2 separate regions of the Homo sapiens genome follow, and region 2 is linked to region 1. A link is a loop called in an ENCODE intact Hi-C map of the cell type or tissue named here. Cell type or tissue: dorsolateral prefrontal cortex. All regions are shown on one strand. Each heading gives the region's core, and the rest is flanking DNA. Links, peaks and the distances in the headings are about the cores only. Region 1 overlaps PDE8A (phosphodiesterase 8A). Region 2 has its middle 26 kb from the start of PDE8A.

Region 1 (8,000 bases), core at 1-8,000:
AGAGAGAGGCCAGCACAGCCCAAGCAATCTCCACTTTGCTGCCCTGCACTCTCTGAAATTTGGCTTGGAACCTATTCAGGCCTTAAACACTTGGCCTGTTTGTTTGCTTTGTTCTAATATTGTGGGGTTTTTTCTGTCTATAGGCCTTTGATTTATCTTGGTCTCAAAATGTTTGCTCGCTTTGGAATCTGTGAATTCTTACACTGCTCCGAGTCAACGCTAAGATCATGGTTACAAATTATCGAAGCCAATTATCATTCCTCCAATCCCTACCACAATTCTACACATTCTGCTGATGTGCTTCATGCCACTGCCTATTTTCTCTCCAAGGAGAGGATAAAGGTGAGCTGTTGTTTACCTGCCACATTTAATGGGCAGGAGCAGTGGGGAGAGTCTAGTGCTTCTGCCTCCACTAAGATACATAGCATGACTGCTCACGTGTGCAGCCTGGCACAGGAAGGGCAAGGTCATACGAGGAATCAGGCAGGAGGCCACATTAGCTTTGGGAAATTGATGTGTTAATTCATGACATAATCCCAGCTATTCCATGAGGGTACAAGAGGCAGAATTTGGTCCCGGAGGAGAAACCTAACAAGGACAGGATAGGGCTATTCTTCTGGGGGTCTCACTCCAAGCCTGTACACTAGTAGAGCCAAGTAACTGTTGGATATCCCCACTTTAGGGCCTCCATCTGTACATGAAAGTCTGCAGGGCTCTAAGGTCAGGTTCATCATCTCTGTTCCCAGCACTGCTCCCACCCAGGGTTATCTACCTAATCCAGGGTTCCATTATCCAACCGGATACCCAGATTAGAAACCGAGAGTCATCCTTGGTTCTTTCCACTCCTCAACCCCCCACATCTGGTTGATCATCTGACCTTGCCTCCTGTCACACCTAAATGTTCTCAGATTCATCTCCTGCTGCTGTCCCAGTGAGGCCCCCCGCAATCCTTTCGCATCTGGGCAGTTCCAAACTAGAATTCTTGCCTGCCCTGCCTCCCATGGAATGCCCTTACCCTACTGCCAATGTGATCTTTCTGAAACAGCATACCTGATATTGTCATTCCCAGGAGCAGCTTCCCACCTCCCTCAGGATTTAAACTTTAAACTCTACAGCTCTCCACACTCACCTCAACAATGAGCTCCTCTCATCATTTCTTCTCCTTTGTCCCAGTCACAGGCCACTTTTGGGCCATGCCAAACCACTTTAGTTTCTGAAGCTTCTGCCCTTGACCTGTTGCTCCCTTGACTGGGGCCTAAGATGACTGCAGTCATGCAGGGCCAGGGCAAGTGGCTCCTGGCTGCATTTCCTCCTCTGTATCACGGGACTAGCATTTGGCAGAGAGCAAAGCAGAAGATGACATCTGGCACACACAGGGAGTGAACAAGTGTTCATTCCTCACCTTGAAGGGTAAACCTTCTCAGAACTTTCCGTGCTCCCTCTGGTTCTTATTTCTGTTTTTGTTTTTTGTTTTTTTCCAGAAAAAATCAAATCAGACTGTAGGTAAAATAGGGTGTCCAGAGAAGGGGACTGTTTTCTAAATTATGAAAACAAGTAACAACAGAGGGACATCTGTGTCAATATGGCTCAGCATATAAAGAACCCAATTTTTGCTGTATTGCTTTTAAACTACTCTATAGACAACATACAAATATATATTTAGAGAGCTAACTGAAAACAGTTTATTAGAGCATTTATTGAAATGTCATGGTGGCTCACACCTGTAATCCCAGTACTTTGGGATACCAAGGCAGATGGATCAGGAATTCGAGACCAGCCTAGCCAACATGGTGAAACACCATCTCTACTAAAAATAGAAAAATTAGCTGGGCATGGTGGTGCAGGCCTATAATCCAGCTACTTGAGAGGCTGAGGCAGGAGAATCACTTGAACCCAGGAGGTGGAGGTTGCAGTGAGCCAAGATCATGCTATTGCATTGCAGCCTGGGTGACAGAGCAAGACTCTCGTCTCAAAAAAAAAAAAACATTTATTGAAATGTAATTCACATACCATACTATTTGCGCACTTAAAATTTAAATTATTGAATTTTAATTTAAATCAATTTAAATAAATTTGCAAGGCTGATTTATTAGCTATACATCTCAAGAGTCTGTAGGGTATTTCCAAAAATGATCTTATACTGGGACATAATGTGTTGAACTTCTAAACTTCATAGGCTATATTTTCTAACCACAACACAACAAAATAGAATAACTAATGGTTAAATTTAAAATATCAGCTACAACAAATGAGAAAATATTCTGAATAATTTGGGAATCAACAAAGAAATAAAACCAAAAATGACATTAGTTAGAAAATAACAAAAATGAGAAGCTTATCTGTCAAAACCTATAGAATGAAGCCAATTATATAGTTAAAGGTTTATGTTTTAAATGCCTTAATTACTTTTAAAAGGGAAGAAAAAAAACATGGGAAAAGCAAAATGATAATCCAGTGTGGCTCTTGGAAATAACCAAGAAAATAGGTGAAGTTCTAGCCAAACTAGTTAAGATATAAAGACACAAAAATATACAAATTTACAGCAGAAAATAGAAGTACTGCACACATATGTACTAAATCAAAAGCTTTAAAATAGTTTTAATGGAATGTTTTAAATTAAATTGATGTAAGAAGTAAAAAAACAAAAAAAAAAAACAAAAGAGGCCAATAACATGGAAGTAATTTTAGTAATTTTTAAATTATTATTTAATTTCTTCAAAAGTTGGCTCCTGACCCAGATGGACAGGTGAATTCTTTAGCCCTTTAAGGAATTTTTCCATGTTACATAAAACTTTTCAGAGTCTTGAAAAAGATGGAAAACTTCCAGATCATTTTGTCAAACTCACAAAACTCTGACATCAACCTGACAAAGATAGCACTAAAAGGGGGAAGAAAACTAAATCAATTCCCAGTTAATGTAAGTGGTGCCTATTTTAAATTTTATTTAAAATTGTTTCTCTCCTTTATTAATATTAGTTTATGCTGGTCTAAGTCAATATCTCAGACTAAGGACTTTTTTGGTGATGGGTCTAGAGAAAGACTGGCTGAGGAGGTGACTCCTATCTGTTGAGAACACCTGTATTTTGGTAAGTCCTTAACTTGTGTGAGACTAACAAATATGCAGAAATATAACTGTTTCAGGGTGGAGATAGGAAAACTAGATTTGCTCACGTAGTATGCTTTTCTTAGAAATCTGAAATATTCTTACCTGAAAGTAATAGGGGAGAAAGAAAACTATACAGAAGGCTTCCTTGCCTTCAGTGTCATACCCCAGTTTTTAAAAGCTCTCTTGTTTTCAGGAAACTTTAGATCCAATTGATGAGGTCGCTGCACTCATCGCAGCCACCATTCATGATGTGGATCACCCTGGGAGAACCAACTCCTTCCTGTGTAATGCTGGAAGTGAGCTGGCCATTTTGTACAATGACACTGCTGTGCTGGAGAGCCACCATGCGGCCTTGGCCTTCCAGCTGACCACTGGAGATGATAAATGCAATATATTTAAAAACATGGAGAGGTAAGAACAATGATTGGGAAGTGTGTTGATCCCTCTCTTTCTTTTTTAAACAGCTATATTGAGATATAATTCACATCTTATACAGTTCACCCATTTAAAGTGCACAAAGTATACAGTGGGCCGGACATAGTGGCTCATGCCTATAATCCCAGCACTTTGGGAGGCTGAGACAGGAGAAATCACTTGAGCCCAGGAGTTTGAGACCAGCCTGGGCAACGTAGGGAGACCCTGTCTCTACAAAAGGAAAAAAAAAATTAGCCAGGCTCGGTGGTTGTGTCTGTAGTCCCAGCTACTCGGGAGGCTAAGGTGGGAGGATTGCTTGAGCCCAGGAGGCTGAGGCTGCGGCTGCAGTGAACCGTGATCACACCACTGCACTCCAGCTTGAGCAACAGAGCCTTCCCTGATCTCTCATGCTAAGTTAAACCCTCTAATTATTCAATCCCAGATTTCTTCATAGCACGTATCACATTTCTTATTTAATAATTACTTTTTAATTATTTGCGTAATGTCTGATTAGATTCTTAAGCTCTGTAAGGTCACAAGGGTCATATGTCACTGTGCCCTCGGTGCCCTCAGTGCCACAGTGCTTGGTACATACTAGAGCGAGACCCTGTCTCAAAATAATAATAACATGTACAGTGGTTTTTAGTATATTCATAGTGGTTTTAGTATATTCATAGAGTTGTGCAACTCATAGTATATTCAATTTTAGAATATTACCCCTTCGATAGAACCTCAAATTTATGAGCAGTTCCTTTCCATTCCCCCTCAACTCCCCTAGTCCTAGACAACTACTGTGATCTACTTTCTGTCTCTATAGATTTGCCATTTCTGGACATTTTATGTAAATGGAATCATACACAATATGTGATCTTTTGTAACTAGCTTTTTTCACTTAGCACAATGTTTTTAAGATTCAGCCGCTTTGTGTCTGGATGTTTCAAGGTGAAGTATAATGCTGATATCTTGAGCTCTTAGAGACTCAAAGAAGCAGTCATCTATCTCTCTCCCTGAAGCACTCCACTCTGCCCTCCTGTGCTCAGCATACATCTCCTTGGCATTGTCTCTGTTTACATGTCACTTCCTTGGGGAAGCCTTCCCTGATCTCTCATGCTAAGTTTAACCCTCTAATTATTCAATCCCAGATTTCTTCGTAGCACGTATCACATTTCTTATTTAATAATTATTTTTAATGATTTGTGTAATGTCTGATTAGATTCTTAAGCTCTGTAAGGTCACAAGGGTCATATGTCACTGTGTCCTCAGTGCCACAGTGCTTGGTACATACTAGGAACTTAGTGAATATCAGTTGAAGAAAGAAAAAACATTGTGTCATGAAGAATACTTATTAATATGGATTTTTAAAGAAGAGGATTTTTGATTTTGTAAAACTCCTTTCTGCCATGTTCTAGGATTTCAGAGGTGGAGTTAAAGTAGTTTCTATTCATATTTGCTTATAGTTACATCAGTTATCAATGGAAAACTACATGAGACCCTATTAACTTTCCAGAGAAAGTTTTCTACTCAACTGCAGAAAAGGGATTGAATAGAGACTTTGTTTCATATTCATACCCCTTCAAATTTTGAATTACATGGATTACCCCTTCAAGAAATGAATTTTTTAAAGTACTAAAATAAAAGCAAGGGTTAGAGGTGGAGGTATCAAGTACTCCCTATGATTTCGCAGCTTTCAGAAGATCGGTCCTCACATTCTATGGGCACTAAAATGGTTGGGCCTCAAGACACCTCCATGTGGGGTATATTCTTTCTAACCACAGATTTCTATCTTCATTGACAAGATAAACACTGCAACTATAAGTTTTGCCTATAGCTTTTGGTTTTAACTTCTTTTGAGGTTCTCCTTGCTAACGATCTAGGCACTAACCCCTAACTTCCATGTCTTTTTAAAATGTGCCTTGTGGCTTTCAGTGGCATTAGATTTATAGCTGCAGAGGACACATACCTGGATAACAGATTGTTTTCAGGAGTACCTGTCTGGTCTGGATCAGTAATTTGTAGCAGCCTCTAATTTGTCATCGAAAACAGGAATGATTATCGGACACTGCGCCAGGGGATTATCGACATGGTCTTAGCCACAGAAATGACAAAGCACTTTGAGCATGTCAACAAATTTGTCAACAGCATCAACAAACCCTTGGCAACACTAGAAGAAAATGGGGTAAGGGAAACTTATTGCAAAGAGAACCTGTGTTTGGGGTCCTTGTACTGTTGTGTTATGGAGACACATGGGCTATGATATCAGCCACAGAAGGGTTCCCTCAGTGAGTCTATTAGACTCTTACAGGGACAGAACTAATGGGATACACACACACACACACACACACACACACACACACACACACACACACACAAAGGGGAGTTTATTAAGTAATAACTTACACGATCACAAGGTCCCACAATAGGCTGTCTGCAAGCTGAGGAGCAAGGAGAGCCAGTCTGAGTCCCAAAACTGGAGAACTTGGAGTCTGATGTTCAAGGGCAGAGAGCATCCAGCATGGGAGAAATGTAGGCTGGGAGGCTAGGTCCATCTCTCCTTTTCATGTTTTTCTGCCTGCTTTATATTTGATGGCAATTGATTTGATTGTGCCCACCAGATTAAGGGTGGATCTGCCTTCCCCAGCCCACTGACTCAAATGTTAATCTCTTTTGGCAACACTCTCACAGAAACACCCAGGATCAATACTTTGTATTCTTCAATCCAATCAAGTTGACACTCAGTATTAACCATCACAGTGGGCTCACTGAATTTAGTTTTTATTGGTTAAAAAATTATTTAAAGTGCAAAAACTTGGCAGGAAAAAAATTAGCACATCCAACTAGATGGGAAAACTCGAAAGGAAGGTCAGATTTTAGATAAGCTAACTTTAGACAGACTATTCCTGCACCCTTCCTCACTAATATCCCCCTCCCTTCTTCTCCATTCTGTGATCAGTTGGAGCCCTTGATATATCTTTCTAGCCACTCCCACTGGGCACATATCATGGTAGCAGCAGCTATCCTCTCTTGGTCCTCACTTAGAGGAGCATGTGGATTGAGAAAGACACTGTATTTGTGTCACAAGGGTGACATTATTGTTGCCCCTGTTTCTACATTTGAGGCATGGAGTCCACAACAACTGCTGGGCAAGGATAACATTAACCCTCTCACCAGGCAGGAGTCTCCAGCTGAGGAAGCATACAGGCCCAAGTTCCCATCATTTGCTTATCTGTAGAATGGGGATAAGAAGTCTCAAGGCATAGGACTGATGAGCATGGTACATGGTAGGCACTTAAGAACTGGTGCCTATTATACTAGATTCATTGTGTCATCAGCAACTTAAAGAATATGTTCTTTCATGAACCTCTTCCTTTGAGGCCCACATTTACTGAACATGTTGGCAGCAGCTCACAGTCTTCTCTCCCACCCTCCTCCCCAGCTCCTATCACCATCCTGAGATATTTGCCACACACAGGGATGACTTATCCTCGCAGGCTAGGATCATAATTCCTTGACTTCTAACTCCATTTTACTTCTGCAATTCATTTGTTTGGCCATGGCCTTTGTCTGCCCCCTGGTTTTCTAGCATATTACCCCATGACACTTACTTTGGTTTAACCTGATGTTGAGAACTGTTTCTTCACCCTTTCCTGTTCTCTCAATTTGTCAGCCTGCCCCTGACTTCACTCTCTTTCCAAAGACTTTTAACAGAGGTGCCTGTACCAGCCTGTTTTATTGGCTCCTGCCCTGCCATTCTGGATAGGGCTCATTGTCACCTGGCCACCACTCCTGGCTGACCTCATGCCACAGAAGGAAACCATACACCCAGCAGACTTGGTTTCCTCTGTCTAGTCTGGACAGCCCCTAGAGCTGAGTTCTCTGCTCCACTTAACATTATGGTTCTCATCTCTGTTGTCGGTACATGGGGTTACTTCTGAGAGACTGAAAATCAATATCCAGTGGGTCAGAGCAGGAGAAAGGAAGATGAAAGAGAATAGTTTCCAGGCTGGCAGTATGAAACTATAGTCACACTGCAGGTATTAACGGATCTGAAGAAAGAAGGGTCAGCACAGAGCTGGTCACAGTGGAAACCTGGAGTGAGGAGAGCTACTGAAGTGTCACCGGTGTAGTATTCATTTTGGCACTCTCCAGGAAGTGTGGGAAGCCTAGAGTCAGGATGCCACCCGTCCATCTTGATGGCAGTCTGTTCCCTCTGAGCTGGGACCATCAGGGCTTCTTAGGCTACTGCTATTGCATATTGAAATATATGACTAACTCCTTTGGAATGTTGCTTGATGGGCACAGAATCAGACTGAGGAGACCTGCTTGCCTTTAGTCTTTTTCATTGCTCTCTGCCCCAATACCCTCTAACCTGAATTCTCTTCAGAGAGCCTACAAATAGTGGTTCTATTACATCATAAATTGATCCATATCCAGTGGGGATCCTTGGATGCAGACAGCATGTGGTACTGTGAGTGGAAGGCAT
Region 2 (10,377 bases), core at 1,209-9,208, 170 kb before region 1:
GATAAATGGGGGCATCCCACACGTTCTTGGTATATTTCACATTTTTGCTCCATGCTAGTTGGAATGCAGATGGGAAGGTGAGCAAGCTTGGACCATGAAGACAAAGGCAACACCCGAGAGATGGAGCAGCTTCAAGTTGAAGGGAGCCTGAGGCCGTGGCTCGCCTCTGTAGTCCCAGCACTTTGGAAGGCCAAGGTGGGCAGATCTCTTGAGCCCTGGAGTTTGAGACCAGCCTGGGCAAAATGGTGAAACCCCTTCGAGAAAAATTAGCTGGGAATGGTGGTGGGCACCTGTAGTCCCAGCTGCTTGGGAGGCTGAGACAGGCTTGAGCCTGGGAGGTGGAGGCTACAGTGAGCCATGACCCACTGCACTCCAGCTCAGGTGACAGAGCGAGACCCTGTCTTAAAAAAAAATAATTAAAAAAAAAAAAAAGAAGGAGTCTGGGGTCCTGATGTCTTTGCAGAGCAAGACTGCCACGACAGCACAAACTTTATGTGAGAGGGGAATAAGTTTCTATCTCCTTTATGTTATTATTTGGGATCTCTTATATGAGCCTGCTAGTAGACAGGAAGAATAAGATAGGTGGCAAGAAGGAGCAGATTTGCCTCTTTCCTGCGGGGATCCTGATGAACAAATGGGAACAAGCTATTATTAACAAAGTGCCCATCATCCCTGCCTGGCACTCCTGGTTCTCTGGTAACATGGGGCTGGTACATTCACCTGGAGTCCTAAATGGGCCCGCTCCTTCTGACAAAGTCTAAATCTGAAACATACCTCCCACTGGCCACCAAGACTTCAGAGAAAAAAGAGAGACTCCTGATACATATCCGAGGGGAAGTGGAAAGAGAGCCAGATGGCCAAACTGCAAAGTTTTCCAATTTAGCTTCATGATGGGAAAACACCAGAGACAGAAGGCAAGGCGAGGCAAGGGAGGCTCACAGCAGTTTCCAGCCTCAGGCTTACAGAAGCAGGAGTCGGCAGAGGTCCATGTGCTGTGTATAACCTTTCAACACACAGTGACCTGATCCACTGGTAAGTGTGGCCCAGTCTACCCACTAAGATCCGTGTTCCCTCCCCTTGAAGAACAGCAAGGAACTAGAACAGGAGCTAGAAGAAGGACAGGCTTCTCAGGTCCCCATCCTGCTCCCCTCCCACCTGCCAAACACTGCAAATTATGTTGAGAGCAAAAAAGAACAAGGAAGAGATGATCCCACAAGGACTGCTTGGAGCAGTTTTCTCATCCTCACACAGGCTGTGTGGCTATCTGCTCTCTATACAGACATCTTTCCTATCTTTCCAAGGTGGGACTCATTTCTCATCTACAAGTAAGAAGGCAGTAACCCACAGATCAAGACTGCCAACCAGATGGACACACGAAATGCTGCTACACACTCTCCTACACGTCAGTAAATTCCTTGCATCCAATGACTCCATGTGCTTCAGTGACGGACCATGAGTGAGCCTGACCAGGCTGGAGATGCCACCACGCAGGTTACTTCCTCCACTCAGCCCCAACTGACAAAGGACACATTTTTATCCCAGCAAAACTTCTGTTTTTCTTTTTCCAAGAAAACAGAAAAGTCGCCGGGCACGGTGGCTTACGCCTGTAATCCCAGCACTTTGGGAGGCCGAGGCAGGAGAATCGCTTGAGCCCGGGAGTTTGAGACCAGCCTGGGCAACATGGTGAAACCAAGTCTCTACAAAAAAATACAAAAAAATTAGCCAGGTGTCGTGGTGCACGTCTGTAGTCCCAGCCACTCCTGGGAGGTCGAGGCTGCAGTGAGCTGTGATCGTGCCACTGCACTCCAGCCTGGAGAACAGAGTGAGACCCCGTCTCAAAAAATAAAAAAAATTTTTAATAATAAAGTATAAAGAAAAGTTATTTAAAGATAGAAAATTCACTTTATAAACAAAAGATTGCTTTTATCCCTTGAAACTTCCTTCCTCAATAAGATTCTTTTCTACTTTTAGAGGAGTCCATTGTTTATATTACCAAACTATTCTTTTCAATGCCATCGCATCAATTAGAAGACAAATAAGCTCCATCAAAGCATACAGCTTTCAAGGGATCTTTTCTTGGGCAGTGCCCAGAGGGCAGATATTTCTAATCTCTAATCCTTTTTGGATCTGGGGCATGTCATTATTTCAGTGTCAGCTGCTCTGAGCCAGAGTGTGGCCCGATGCTGCAGTCTGGGACCAGGGTCCTCCAGGTAGGCCCAGAACCCAGAGGTGAGAAAGTCTAATGGCTGGTATGGAAAAGACAGGGCCTCCTTCTGAAAAGTTCCGTAACTCGGTGAATCATCTTCAATGACTTAAACTGTTAGGAGTCTCAGGAAGTTCATGTCAAGAGCTCTCAACAGCTGGTGGGTTTTATCACTTAGAGGTGTGTCACTGTAATTAATTGATTCCTTTATAACAGTGGAAAGCCTGAGCCAGGTGGCTCACACCTGTAATCCCAGCACTTTGGGAGACTGAGGCTGGAAGATTGCTTTGAGCCCATGAGTTCAAGACCGGCCTGGGCAAGATAGCGAGACCTTGTCTCCACTAAAAATTTAAAAATTAGCCCAGCATGGTGACAAGCACCTGCAGTCCTAGGAGTCTGAGACAGGAGGATTGCTTGAGCTCAGGAATGTGAGGCTACAGTGAGCTGTGATCACACCACTGCACTCCAGCCTGGGTGACAGAGCAAGATGCAGTTTCAAAAATAAATAAGAAAAGTAGAAAAATATAATAGTGAAAGTACTGGAGTTTATGAATGATTTACCTCATTTGTAAAAAATGTATAAATCAGAGGGGTATATTACTTAGGATTCTTTTGGTTGCAAATGACAGACAACAAATCAAATAGCTTAGGAGAAGAGGAATGTATGGGCACCAGGAGGGATGAGGGTGTAGCTGCAGGCAGCTGGGCCTGGGGACTTCATGACTCTAGGGCTCTGCCTACCGCTGAGTTCCTGCTTTTGTTGTGTTTGTGTCTTCCTGCACTGTGACCTCCTTCTACTGAATTGGATTTCTCCATAAGACTGGACCATGGCCATCAGAAAATCATGGGTTCATATATTAGCTTGTTTTCCTGATAGCTAGTTGTGGCAAAGAAAGCAAACCTCCAAGAATGTGATTGATCTGTCAGGGACGTGTGCCCTCCTCCAGACCCATTGTTGAGGCCTAGAAAATGGGATAGGGTGATCAGTGTGGCCTGGCTCTTCTGCCCACCCCTGAAGCAATCACTGTGACCAGGGAGGTAGAAGCTGGCAGCTCCTATTTGAACAGAAAGGGAAGGAGGAGCAGTTTCCCACGAGATCGGGGGTGTTGTTTCCTGATGAAAGCAACCATTCTTTCCATTTATCTATAAAGATTTCAAATGATAGCATATCTTCAAAAATCTGAGATAATAGAAATAATGGAAATGTAGCGCTTGAAATAATTTAGGGAAAAAGGGACTAACGTTTTCTGAATGCTTATTGTGAGACAAGTTATTTGCATATGCTGTCCGTGTAATCCTTAAAAACAAACAAACTATGTGAGGTAGATATTATTATCCCCATTTTACCAACAAGGCAACTGAGACGTGGAGAAGTGAAGTGGTTTGCTCAAGGGCACACAGTTCAGCGGCTGAGCCAGGTTTTGAACCCAGTTCTGTTTGGTTTTAATGCCAGATACTTAACCATTGTAGCACGTTGGCTTCCTCATTGATCTGCCTAGTAAACAGGTATATGATATGTGTAAAATACTTTACATTATTTTTATTTTAATTAATAATACTGAGTCATTGTGGTATTTTTATGACATGGCTGCAAATTTTCTAACACTCCTCCCATGAAGCAGTCAGATCTATGTCCTCTCCCTGTTAATCTGGGCAGGCTTGTGACTGCTTTGAGAAAGACGGCATGGTAGGAATGATGCCATGTGACTTCTGAGGCTGGGTCATGAAAGCCCAGGCAGTTTTGGTCTTGTTCGCTGGGACACTCACTCTTAGCACTCTGACCCACCACAAAGAAAGAGTTCTCCCTGCTCTGTGGCTGCCACGCTGTGAGGAACCCAAGTCATCTGGAGGAGTAACATGTAGGCACCAGGTCAACTGTCCCAGCTGAGCCCAGCCTGCAAGTCATCATAGCCCAAGTGCCAGACACGAGCGAAAAAGCCTCTGGGTGGTTCCAGCCCACAGCCATTCGAATCTTCCCCACTGAGGCCTCAGACATCATGGAACTGAGACAAGCCATCCCCTTTGGTGCCCATCTAAATTCCTGAGACAGTGAATCCGAGAGCATAATGGATGGTAGTGGTTTTATGCAACGGGTTTGGGATGTTTATTCCATAGCAACAGATAACTGGAAGAGCCTCAGAACAGCAATCAAAGATGTCTGACCGTGAAGCATCTGGAATACAAGAAGATGAAACTGAGGAACGCTTTGCATCAGTAAAGTAGCAAAGTCATGATTTTTCCCAATACAGAAGCTCTTGGAACACTCGCGCTGCAGTCTCCCTTCTTCCACCAGGTGGGGTGGATGCATTGGTGGCTGCCTCCACAGCAGTTCCTCACGGAGCAGTGGAAGACTGGGTTTCTTTGGTTCAGCGGGACTGTGGCTGACCCCACCCCAGCTGGGATCCCTGGCTGCGAGGCTGCAGAGCACAGAGCCCCAGGAGGGCTTCGTTTTGGCTGCTGCTGGGAGCCTCTCCCTTTTGTGGGGGAGGTCGGTGCCTCTGAAGGAGGATAGAATCTGAAAACATATTCTCCTGGCAGGCTCTACCATCCCACTGCACTCCTATCAGGGTTGTGGACAGGAGGAGTCACTCTCTGTGTAATGCAGCCCCCTAGGTGCGGCTCAATTTTCCCTCCCATTGGACCTGAGGTAGGGGCATTGACCCCAGCCTTCCTGATCAAGGGATAGGATCCACAGCGAACCCCCAACTTCCTCCTTCCCTCTCCACATTTCCTTTTTCCCTTCCATTCAAATCAAAGTACAACAGATACTTGATTTTTAAAGTCAAATGGTACCATAGTTATATCAGCAACAATAACAGGAAAACATTTCGGTAATTCCCTCCCCATCCCTGACTTCTCCCCTTCAAACTCTTTCAGTCATTTCTGTTACTTACATCCATATTTCTAAGTAATGCATCCATACTGCTATTTTCTCAAATTAGTGATTTTAGATAGTGCCTTTTTACTCCCCATTACAGAAGATGAAGCATTAACTCTTTCATACCACCCCATATTCCATTTGTCCTCCCTTTCTCCTCCCAACATGGTAATATACAACTTTCAGAAAAAGCTGTATTCCATTAATGTGTTTCTGTCTGATTATGGCTATAAGACTTGTGCATTGGTGAGCCATGGAGCATATTATCATTACATTTCCTATCTTGCGCATTTTTCTCTCTCCCTTCCTTCCTTCCTTCCTTCTTTCTCTTCCTTCCTTCCTTTCTTTCTTTCTTTCTTTCTTTCCTTCTTTCTTTCTTTCTTTCTTTGTTTCTCTTTCCTTTTTCTTTCGACAGGGTCTCACTTTGTCACCCAGGCTGGAGTGCAGTGGCACAATCATGGCTCACTGCAGCCTCAACCTCCCAGGCTCAAGAGATCCTCCCACCTCAGCCTCCTGAGTAGCTGGGACTACAGGCGCACACCACCACACCTGACTAATTTTTACTTTTTTTTTTTTTTTTTTAATAGAGATAAGGTCTTCCTGTGTTGCTAAGGCTGATTTCAAACTTCTGAGCTCAAGCAATTTTCCTGCCATGGCCTCCCAAAGTGCTGGGATTACAGACGTGAGCTACTGCACCTGGCCTCTTGCACATCTTGTTCCTTCTGAACATATCACCATAATTCTTCTAATTTAAGACAGTAAGATGTGCCATTTTTTATGTACCACTAAGAAAGAACACTCCCAACTAAACTGTGACACTCCATTGTTTGTAGGATGCATCTCCATATCAGAAATGTTAAAATGTGAAAAATTTATGCATTTTCAAATCCATATACCTTGTTTTTTTGTTTTTGTTGCTTAGATTTCTTTTTAACTGTCATTATTTCTTCCCAAATTTGTTAAGAAAATTATTTTTAATTTTTAAACAACTTTATTGACATATAATGATATACTATAAAATTACCCTATAGTGTAAAATTCAATGGTTTTTAGTATATTTAGTTGTACAGCCCATCACCAGAATCTATTTAAGAATATTGTCATCACCCGAGAAGTCATTCCCCAACTCCATTCTTTTGCACGTAGTTTTTTGTTTGTTTGTTTTGTTTTGTTTTGTTTTTTGAGACAGAGTCTCACTCTGTTGCCCAGACTGGAGTGCAGTGGCGCAGTCTCCACTCACTGCAACCTCTGCCTCCTGGGTTCAAGCGATTCTTGTGCCTCAGCCTCCTGAGTGGCTGGGAGTACAGGCGAACGCCACCACGCCCAGCTAATTTTTGTATTTTTAGTAAAGACAGCATTTTGCCACATTGGCCAGGCTGGTCTCAAACTCCTGGCCTCAAGTGATCCACCCATCTATGCCTCCCAAATTTCTGGGATTACAGGCATGAGCCACCATGCCTGGCCGACAACACTATTCTCTCTGATTGAATTGTTTTGGCACCGTTGTCAAAAATCAATTGACCATAATATGAGGGTTTATTTTTGAGCTCTTAATTCTATTCCATTTATCTGTAGTCTATCCTCATGCCACTACCACACTATTTTGATTACTGTAGCTTTGTAGGAAGGTTTGGAATCAGGAAGTATGAGTCTTCCATCTTTGTTATTCTTTTTAAAGATTGTTTAAGCTATTCTAGTTCCCTTGCATTTCCATATGAATTTTAAAATCACCTCATCAATTTCTGCAAAAAACCCAGCTGAGATTTTGATAGAGATTGCATTGAATATGTAGATCAATTTGAGGGGTACATCCAGTTTAAAATATTAAGTCCTCTGATCCATGAACATGGGATGCCTCTCCGTTTGCTTAGATCTTCTTTAATTTCTTTCAACAATGTTTTGTAGTTTTCATTGTACAAGTCTTGCACTTCATTTATTAAATTTATTCCTAAGTACTTAGAATTTCTGAAGAAAACAGAATTGTTTTCTTCATTTTGTCATTGGATTGCCCATTGTAGAAATATACTTGATTTTTGTATATTGGTCTTATATCCAGAGAAAATTGTTTATATATATAAATCCGCAAGCTCTGAGAGCTATTTTCTATAAGGTCCTATATCTGATTCCCTCTTTTCCCGAGATGTTCCTTCTGGAACCCTGTGTTATCTTATTCCACCTGGTTCTCTTCAGGCCTGCTGCTGCTCAGCTGTCACCCTGGGACTTGCTTACACCTCTCTTGGGTGGATGTCCTATTTTTGGAACCCTTGTCTTTCTCTTTCTTGGGTTATTCCCTCATTTTGGTAGAACACCTGAGAAAGTATACACAAGAGATCAAATTTTGTGAAAAATTGCATATCTGAAAATGTCTTTATTCTACCATCACACTTGGTTAATAGCTTAGTAGGGAATATAATCTAGGTTTGGAAATCACTTCCTCTTACAGTTTTTTGTTTGTTTGTTTGTTTGTTTGAGGCAGGGTCTCATTCTATTACCCAGCCTGGAGTACAGTGGTGCAACCGTAGCTTACTGAAGCTTTGGTCTCTCAGACTCAAGCCATCCTCCCACCTCAGCCTCCCAAATAGCTGGGACTACAGGAAGGCACCACCAAACCTGGTTAATTTTAAAATTTCTTTTATAGAGATGAGATATCATTATGTTGCCCAGGATGGTCTCAAAATTTTTTTTATTTTATTTTTATTTTTTGAGATGGGGTCTTGCTGGGCATGGTGGCTCATGCCTGTAATCCCAGCACTTTGAGAGGCTAAGGTGGGTGGATCACTTGAGGCCAAGAGTTCAAGACCAGCTTGGCCAACATGGTGAAACCTCATCTCTACTAAAAATACAAAAATTAGCAGGGTTGAGTGGTGCACACCTGTAGTCCTAGCTACTCGGGAGGCTGAGGCAGGAGAATCGTTTGAACCCAGGAGGTGGGGGTTGCAGTGAGCCGAGATTGCGCCATTGCACTCCAGCCTGGGTGACAGAGTGAGGCTTCATCTCAAAAAAAAAAAAAAAAAAAAAAGAGATGAGGTCTCACTCTGTCACCCAGGCTGGAGTGCAGTGGCATGATCACAGCTCATTGCAGCCTCGACCATCCCAGGCCTAGGTGATCCTCCCACCTCTGCCTCCCAAGTAGCTGGGATTACAGGCCTTTGCCACCATGCCCAGCTAATTTTTGTATTTTTTATAGAGATGGGGTTTTGCCATGTTGGCCAGGCTGGTCTCAAACTCCTGGCCTCAAGTGATCTGCCCACCTCGGTCTTCCAAAGTGCTGGGATTACAGGCATGAGCCACCATGACCAGTCAGGGAAGTTTTATATCCTTTCTTTGTTAATTTTCTCTCTTTCATTTTCTCTATTTTCTCTTTCTGAAACTCCTTTTTTTTTTGTAATGTTAGACCCTCCGAATTTATCTTCGAATTTTTTTACCTCTCTTCTCTTATTGTTCTTTCTTTATAATTTTGTTTGCTTTCTGAAAATTGTCCTTAAGCTTGTCTTCCAACTTTTCTATCAACTTGTTTCCTGCTATCATAATTTTAACTTTCCAAAGCTCTTTCCTCATGGTTGGGTTTTCTTTGTTTCTAATATGCCCTTCCTGTTTCATGTGAGTAATATCATTTCCTGTGTCTCTGAGAATATTAATAGTTTCAAGGCATTTTTCTTTGTCCATGTGCATTGTCTCTGGACCCTCCATTCCTTTTTGTTTTGTTTGTTTTGATCTCTGTCTTCCATATTAGATTCTGTCCTCAAATCTATGGTGATCCTTTGTTTTACGTTCATACGTAACAATGAGTCCCTGAAGAGTTGCTTAAACACTGAGGAGTTGGGGAGGGATAAGGCTTATCAACTAGTGTATCTTACTGTGAGATAACTGGGCTGAGACCATCTATTTCAATGGGGGGAACTCTTGGATTTCAGTACCTATAAATCTATTTTCTGGGGTCATGATATTTCTCCAGAGAAGAATCTTCCAGTCTCCTGCCTGGAGAGGGCACACATAGGGTAGAGAAAATTCCAGGAATACAGTGGCACAAAGAGGGAGGAGGTGGTGCTGAACATTCAGTTTATAAACTCTCCCGTAATCTTTCTTTAAAATACAGAACATTTTCCACTCCCCTGTGCCTGCCTGCTTTTTTTTTTTTTTTTTTTTTTTTTTTTTTTTTTTTTTTTTTTTTGAGACAAGGTCTTGCTCTGTCGCCCAGGCTGGAGTACAGTGGCGCAATCTCAGCTCACTGCAACCTCCGCCCCTGCTGAATTCAAGAGATTCTCCTGCCTCAGCCTCCCAAGTAACTTGGATTATGGGCATGTGCCACCATGCCCGGCTAATTTTTGCATTTTTAGTAGAAACAGGGTTGCACTATGTTGCCCAGGCTGGCCTCGAACCCCTGTACTCAAGCGATCCACCTGACTCGGCCGGCCAAAGTGCTGGGATTACAGGCATGATCCACTGTGCCTGGCCTGTGCCTGCTTTTCTGATTCAATATCTCCATAGGATAAAACTCCAGTTTCCTGTCAGAGAAGAAAGAGCCACCTGGATGTGGGTGATGGGCAGGTGGGCCTGGGGCTCTAGGCTTTCAACTCCGCTTCCTGTTTTCAGCCCCACCTTCGCCCTCGCTTTTGCAGTAATAGGTGCCTCCAGTTCCTGAGCTTCACAGTTCAGCTTTATCAGCTCTGCTTCCAAAACTGTGTTAACATTCCTTATCTCTCCTGTTGCTGCTCTCACTCTCTTAGTCCTTATTGCTTTATAAATCTTTTCTTTCTTTCCCCTTTTTTTAGTGGAGTTTTGAGCGACAACAGTGCTAACTACAGGTGCTCTCAATTCAGCATGTTTAACTGGCTGATCCTGAATTGGCTTTGCAGGGACAGAATAGCAGGGTGAGGGAAAGCCTGGGCTTTAGAGCCAGACACATACATGGTTGAGTTCCGGCTCCACTTCTTCACATCCCTGTGTGTCCTCGGGCAAGATAATTTCAGGTTTCTCATCTGTAAAATGAGAATATCACCTCCGAACTCGTAGGGGTGTTGTAAGCATTAACTCTGATAATGCAGGCATTTTTGCCTAGCCTTATCTGAATGCAAGGCCGTGCTCTGAACCATCCAAGCAGCCTGCCTCTTTTGAGAACAGCGTGACTCAGAAAGGGGCTTCTCTTTTCAGCCTGGATTTCAGGATAAAGAAATGCATGGAATAGAGCCGCAGCAACCTCAGGTGACTCATTCTGTGAGTGAGAGAGAATTTTTTTTTTTTTTTTTAGAGACAGGGTATCACTCTGTTGCCCAAGCTGGGGTACAGTGATATAATC

Evidence for each region. A loop is a pair of places that touch in the nucleus more often than their neighbours do. Peaks named below come from ENCODE experiments on the same cell type or tissue, not always from the same donor. Only the 100,000 strongest peaks of a DNase experiment are listed, where the experiment ranks them.
Region 2: a loop joins it to region 1, with 12 times the contacts of the local background. A loop is called at or near these places in 4 of 110 quality-filtered maps.

The regions. Positions count from the first base shown.
Region 1 is chr15:85,117,498-85,125,497 of GRCh38, forward strand. It overlaps PDE8A (phosphodiesterase 8A), which reads left to right. Exons shown (of 22, transcript NM_002605.3): 17 at 144-342; 18 at 3,300-3,517; 19 at 5,564-5,696. Among named protein-coding and RNA genes, the nearest start is that of PDE8A, 140 kb to the left of the region's middle. RefSeq lists enhancers at 693-862, 7,533-8,000 and a cis regulatory region at 778. In dorsolateral prefrontal cortex, for the core only: a CTCF peak has its summit at 3,448; a DNase peak (open chromatin) is centred at 3,424; H3K27ac peaks cover 4,902 bases.
Region 2 is chr15:84,951,022-84,961,398 of GRCh38, forward strand. It overlaps a transcript of SLC28A1 not described here. Among named protein-coding and RNA genes, the nearest start is that of PDE8A, 26 kb to the right of the region's middle. In dorsolateral prefrontal cortex, for the core only: CTCF peaks have their summits at 4,492 and 4,692; a DNase peak (open chromatin) is centred at 4,510; H3K4me3 peaks cover 815 bases; H3K27ac peaks cover 1,016 bases.